Linked DNA regions of Homo sapiens: region 1 is linked to region 2. The links are chromatin contacts, found by Hi-C or POLR2A ChIA-PET in ENCODE. All regions are on one chromosome and are shown on one strand. The core of a region is the stretch at or near the end of the contact, and the rest is flanking DNA. Distances in the headings are between cores, read along the strand shown.

Region 1 (3,371 bases), core at 229-2,728, 330 kb after region 2:
GAATCTCTTTAAAAACATTTTTTAATGTAAAGCCTTGTCACACTAATTTTTGTAGACAAAATACATTTTATCCTTGTTTATATATATTGTGTCCACTTATTTGACACTTCAAAGATGTTTTTTGGAGTACTTTGGCCCACTTTCCACTTAGAGAAACTGTGGTTCCTAACCAGGTTGATTCAAGCAATATTAACTGACTTAGATTTTGTGGGTTCCCTGACGCTTGGGTGTTTACAATGTGGTGTATATGAGATGTAAACCCCTCAATTTGATTATGTTGGCTATGATTTTCTTGGTTATGATACCATTTGCCCAATGTAGGCATTAAAAATAGCCTAGAATTCAGGTCATTAAGGCCTCATTTTCTATGAATTTTTAACAGTATTTTGTCTACATTAAAAATTATTTTGGAGGATTAATGAGGTTTAATTGAGGAGACTCACTATTTCTCCATTGTGTTTAACTTCTTCAATTACAAAAGCAATGTTTTTGCCACCGGTTCTGATAATAGGATTTAAAGATTTGAATTTCATTGCAACGTAATACCTTCTAATCAGGATATTCAGCTCTTTTCATAAAACTAGAATAGTGTCATCTGAAAAGTTGATCCTTTTAGGTAAACAATGCACACTCTTTGTTTTACCATGCCTTAAAAATATCACATGTTGGAATAAACAAACCTTAATCCCCTATTAACACTGCAAATACTAAAAATAAGATAAAATTATTTGGAGAAAGAAGGTTGTTTTTTGGAGTTAAAAGAGACTTCCTGTAAGAAGACAAACAACTCAATAGAACATGGGAAAGAGACTTGACATTTCTTAAAAGAAGTGATACAAATGGCCCACAAGCCAGTGAAAAGATTCTCATTGTCATTAGTCATTAAGGAAATGCAAGCTAAAACCACGACTACATACCACTTCACACCCACTAGGATGGTCATAATTTTAAAAAATAGAAAATAAGTGTTGTTAAGTATGTAAAGAAACACAGCACATTGCTGGTAGAAGTGAAAAATGATATAGCTGCTGTGGAAAATGCTTTCCTTTCAAGGCATCTCAATAAGTTAAATCATAACCCCCAGCAATTTCATCCTAGGTATATGCCCTTGAGAACTGAAAACAGGTGCACAAATAAAAACTTGCACATTAATGTTTTCAGCAGCACAAGTCACCATAGCCAGAAGGTGGAAGCAACCCTCATGCCCATTAAGCAGCTGAATGAATAAACAAAATATGGGATACAGTGGAATATTATTCAGCCTTGAAAAGAAAGGACTGATACACGCTGCAACATGGATGACCCCCGGACGCACTATGTTAGGTGAGAGAAGCCTAACGCAAAAGGCCACTGTAATAGAATATTTCACAAGTTCTATCTTGACCCAATTTTGAGTCAAGCTAAAACTTGGCTAAAAGTCTTGCTGCCCCTTTGTGGACAGTTTGCTAACTCTCCATCCCGGCGACTTCACACCTCAGGTTCTTGTTGTTCACGGGTGCTATCCTGTCTTATTTCACAAATGCTGTCTTGATCCTGTTTTGAGGTCATGGTAGTAAAATCATATTTCACAAGTGCTGTCTTGACTCAGTTTTGAGGTCATGTCTACACCTCTCAATTTCCCTTCATGGGCAGTTTGCTAAGGCTCCACCCTAGCCACTTCCTTTCTTGGGCTGTAGCACTCTGGATTTCTGTTCATACACACTCAACTGCAAGAGGCCCCAAGGTACCCACAGCCAGGGACTGGCTCTTCTTCCTGGGGCCCATGGAATTATTCAGAATACCCAATCTTTAGGAAGCCCACAACACCCAGCTAACCCCACCCTGTTTGTCATACATAAGCTGCTTCTACAGTTCCAGCTTGCTGTTACCCTGTCCCCAGGTGTGGTCCTGCATGGTAGCGTTTTTGAGTGTCCGGCCATGCAAAGGAACTGTAATTATACCTTATATCATATAATCACAAAACAGCCACATACTGTATAATTCCATTTGTATGAAATACCTATAGTAGGCAAATCCATACAATAGGGAGCAGACGGCCGGGCGTGGTGGCTCATGGCTGTCATCCCAGCAGTTTGGGAGGCTGAAGCTTGTGGATCACTAGAGCCCAGGAGTTCGAGACCATCCTGGGCTACATAACAAAACCTCATCTCTATTAAAAAAAATACAAAAAAATTTAGCCAGGCATGGTGGCCTGTGCTTGTGGTTCCAGCTACTAGGGAGGCTGAGGTGGGAGGATCACTTAAGCCCAGGAGGTGGAGGTTGCAGTGAGCTGAGATTGTGCCACTGCACTCCAGCCTGGGCAACAGAGCAGGACCCTGTCTCAAAAACAAACAAACAAACAAAAAACACAGTAGACAGCAGATTTGTGGTTGCCTGGGCTGTGAGGAAAAAGAGTAGAGAATGACTTCTTAATGGGTACAGAGTTCCCATTGGGATGATAAAAATGTTCTGAAATTAGGTAGTAGTGATGGCTGCACAACACCATGAATGTTCTTAATACCAAAAATGGCATATTTTATTATGTGTATTCTACCACAATAAAAAACTGCAAGTCCAAAAATAAGACGGGGTCTAAGAAAAGAGAATGCAAGTACATTTAAAAATATCCTAATTTTCGGCAGGGCGCGGTGGCTCGTGCCTGTAATCCTAGCACTTTGGGAGGCCGAGGTGGGAGGATCACAAGGTCAGGAGATCAAGACTATCCTGGCTAACACGGTGGAACCCCGTCTCTACTAAAGATACAAAAAATTAGGCTGGCATGGTGGCGGGCACCTGTAGTCCCAGCTACTCGGGAGGCTGAGGCAGGAGAATGGCTTGAATCCGGAAGGCAGAGCTTGCAGTGAGCCGAGATCGTGCCACTACACTCCAGCCTGGGCGAAAGAGCGAGACTCCATCTCAAAAAACAAAAAAAATTCCTAATTTTCCAGTGGAATTGTCTACCAAAGGAAAAAAAAAAGAATATATAAAATAAAATATTCTAATTCCCTGAGTACAAGAAAACAAAGTTTTATCAATTTCTCTAAGTGCGCATGACTGATTTTTCTAAAAATAACCTGACTTTGTTGTCTAAAGTAGAAAAAGTAAATAGATCTGGTTGTGTTAATGTATTTATCAAAAAATAAATAAGTTGGCATGGTGGCTCATGCCAGTAATCCCAACACTTTGGGAGGCTGAGGTGGGAACATCGCTTGAGCTCAGGAGTTTCAGACCAGCCTAAACAACATAGTGAGACCTTGTCTCTACAAAAAATTTAAAAATTAGCCAGGCGTGGCGGCACATACCTATAGTGTCAGATACTTGGGAGGCTGAGGTGGGAGGATTGCTTGAGTCCAGAAGGTGGAGGTATAGTGAGTGAGTCATGATCACAGCAC
Region 2 (3,479 bases), core at 891-3,390:
ATCGGCTCATTGCAGCCTCCACCTCCCAGGTTCAAGCTATTCTCTTGCCTCAGCCTCCCAAGTAGCTGGGATTACAGGTGCATCCCAGCCCCTTCTTCCACTCTTAGTCATGACTTATAAACTGAATTTTGGTAATACTTGAGGAAAGTGTTATTTAGCTGATCGTAAGATGGGCCAGAGTCTTTCATGCAGAAGAGCCACCACTGTTCTATTGTCAAAATGGCCTTGTCGCTACTCCAGTGACCTGTCACAAAAAGCAGACATGGCCAGGCACGGTGGCTCACTCCTGTAATCCCAGTACTTTGGGAGGCCGAGGTGGGCAGATCACTTGAGGTCAGGAGCTCGAGACCAGCCTGACTACCATGGCAAAAGAGTCTCTACTAAAAATACAAAAATTAGCCAGGTGTGTTGGCACATGCCTGTAGTCCTAGCTACTTGGGAGGCTGAGGCAGGAGAATTGCTTGAACCTGGGAGGCGGAGGCTGCAGTGAGCCAGGCACGGTGGCTTATGCCTGTAATCCCAGCACTTTGGGAGGCCGAGGAAGGCGGATCACGAGGTCAAGAGATCGAGACCATCCAGGCCAACATGGTGGAACCCCGTCTGTACTAAAAATACAAAAATTAGCTGGGTGTGGTGGTGCATGCCTGTAGTCTCAGCTACTCAGGAGGCTGAGGCAGGAGAATCTCTTGAACCTGGGAGGCGGGGGTTGCAGTGAGCTGGGATCTTGCCACTGCACTCCAGCCTGGCGACAGAGCCAGACTCCGTCTCAAAAAAAAAAAAAAAAAAAAAAAAAAAGCAGACAAAACCTAGATGTTTTAAAATTTTTAAAATAAATCCTGTAGATGTTTTAAAGTTTTAAAAATACATCATGCCCATAATTCCAGCACTCTGGGAGGCTGAAGCGGGAGGATCTCTGGAGGCCAGCATGGGCAACATAGTGAGACCCTGTCTCTACACAAAATAAAAAAACAAGCCAGGTGTGGTGGTGCACACCACGGCTACTGTGGAGACTGAGGTGGGAGGACCACTTGAGCCCAGGAATTCGAAGTTACAGTGAGCTGTGATGGTGTCACTGCATTCCAGCCTGTGACAGAGCAAGACCTTGTCTCTGCAAGGAAAAAAATCATCCTGTAAAATTACTTTTTGTTGTACTCAGACTGAGGAAAACCTTTGCTGGAGGTTTGAAAGCAAATCTATGATGTATTAGCAGAACCAGAAAGTCCTTCCTGTGGAGATGGGACCTTTTCGGTATTGTCATTTTTGGATTTTAGTGCACAAACTTCTCATGATTGAGTTTCGGCTTTTGAGAGCCATGACCAAGTGGTAGGTAGGGCATGAAAGAAGAAAACAAATCTCCTGACCTTAGCATAATGTGTCACAGTACTTTAGGCCCCTTAGCCAAGGCGGGAGATAAGAAGGCAATAAGGAAATGGTTGGATGAATCACTGTGCCCCAGTGGCAAAAATGTCCTGAAGCAATTTGGATGAAAGTGAGAAAGTGGATATGACAAATGCTGCTCTACACTAACCGGATTGGTTGTGCCCCCACCACCCACACCCTCCCCAACTACAGGACTTCCTTCACCACTGTGCATTTTCCACTGAGATGCTCTCCTGAAAGCAAGTTTCAGCAAGAGGCTGGAAAGGCCTCTCAGAGAGAAGGCTGAGCTGGCAGTGATCAGGGAGCCCCCGGGCATTTGGCAGCCGTCCACAGTAAGACCGGCAGATGGAGCCTTCATCTGGCAAGAAACTGGGGAAGCTGGCGGTGTCGTCAGGTGCAAGCTTCAGTGAGAAGTGCCAGCACTCTGAGAAGATGCACAGAAATACAGAAGCAGCTCCCGTAGGAGAAGGAATGGAGGCCGCACGCGGTAGCTCACGCCTGTAATCCCAGCACTTTGAGAGGCTGAGGTGGGTGGATTACTTAAGGTCAGGAGTTTGAGACCAGCCTGACCAACATGGTGAAAACCCGTCTCTACTAAAAATACAAAATATTATCCAGGCGTGGTGGTATGTGACTGTAGTCCGAGCTACTCGAGAGGCTGAGGCAAGAGAATCACTTGAACTCAGGAGGTGGAGGTTGCAGTGAGCCAAGATGGTGCCATTGCACCTCCTGCCTGGGCAATAGAGCAAGACTCTGTCTCAAAAAAAAAGGAATGGAGAAAACATAGCCATAGCTCTGGGAGTAGGAACAGAAGCAAGCAAGCTGACTGCCAGTCGGGTTCTTTCTTCTGGAAAAGGCTCTGGGTTGAAGCTGTCTTCTCTCTGAGGCTCAAGAAGCTGGGCATGGAATTAACTCCGTCAACCAAAAATACAGTTCTAAGTCCCACCCCCCAACCATCTGAATGGACTTTCTCCTTGGCCAGGGCGCTCTTAAAATGTAACCTCAGAGACCGGTTCCGGCCAGGAACGGGAAGTGCCTCATTATACCCGCTGGCATTAACATCAACACAGACCTTACTGATAAGAATCATTTACCATCTATTCTCTGAAGCCTGCGACCTTTTCTCTCCATAATCCCTTATCTTAACCCAGACATTTCCTTTCTATTGATTCCAGGTTTTTAGATAAACTCAACCAATTGTCAACAAGAAAATTTGTAAATCTACCTATAAGCCGGAAGCGCCCCCCACCTTCGAGTTGTCCCACCTTTCTGGACCGAACCAACGTATTTTTTAAACATACTTGATTGAAGTCTCATGTCTCCCTAAAATGTATAAAACCAAGCTGCACCCTGACCACCTTGCACACATGTTCTTGGACCTCCTGAGGGCTGTGTCAGGGGCCATGGTCACTCATATTTGGCTCGGAATAAATCTCTTTAAATATTTTTGAAAATAGTTTGTCTCTTCGTAGACAATTCTGTGGGCTTGCAGGTATCGCCCCTGGTCAGCGGTGTATTCAGTCGCTGTGCCATCCCCCATGTGGCTACAAGAACAAAAGCACCTTCTTAAGCCCAAGAGATACAGTGGTTACTCCCATGAGTCCTTGGACACCTTCACCAAACGGCACTAGTAAGTGGCTCCTCTAGGCCGGGAGGAACGGAGAAGGCACAATACCAGCTTGGCTCACTACTCCAGGAGACCCCTGGGGTAAGGGGCTTGAGCACAGGCTCACCACTTCCCCACCACCGCCACCCTTATTTGGTCTGTGAAACTCCAGGGGGAGTCTTTATGGGAAGATGCATTCCTTCCAATATGTCATCGAGTGCTTACTTAGCCATCTCCTTTTCAAGACCTGGGTCTACTTGCTGGCCCCTGAACTGCTCCACACCCTTCTGTGCCTTCTGATTGTCCACGTGCTCAACTTGTTGGAACATAGGAGATAAGCTATCTAGGGTTCCGGCCTCTCCCTGAGACAGGTAGAGACTGCGTGATCAGGTGCTGAGGGGCTGCTATGTTCCGGAGGTCAGGTGACATTCCACCTGAGGCCTGGGGACATGGCATTCTATATTGACTGCTGTCGCTGTTCTCGCTGATGCTG

Evidence for each region. Hi-C counts contacts between places; a loop is a spot of excess contacts on that map. ChIA-PET counts read pairs that join two places held with the same protein, here RNA polymerase II (POLR2A). Pooled maps may share reads with other maps.
Region 1: a loop to region 2 is called in a map of Ramos, with 2.1 times the contacts of the local background. The contact joins two enhancer-like sites. A Hi-C loop is called at or near these places in 3 of 168 maps with a recorded cell type or tissue (HAP-1, OCI-LY7 and Ramos), 1 of 37 single-sample maps with no recorded cell type and 8 of 50 pooled maps. POLR2A ChIA-PET finds 5 or more read pairs at or near these places in 1 of 52 experiments (activated CD4-positive, alpha-beta T cell).

Annotation. Positions count from the first base shown.
Region 1 is chr3:142,269,058-142,272,428 of GRCh38, forward strand. No RefSeq gene overlaps it. Among named protein-coding and RNA genes, the nearest start is that of GK5, 45 kb to the left of the region's middle. Within about 2 kb of position 1,479, at least 3 of the 41 ENCODE cell types and tissues checked have a DNase peak (open chromatin) inside an H3K27ac peak, as active enhancers do.
Region 2 is chr3:141,938,876-141,942,354 of GRCh38, forward strand. No RefSeq gene overlaps it. Among named protein-coding and RNA genes, the nearest start is that of ATP1B3, 64 kb to the left of the region's middle. Within about 2 kb of position 2,141, at least 5 of the 41 ENCODE cell types and tissues checked have a DNase peak (open chromatin) inside an H3K27ac peak, as active enhancers do.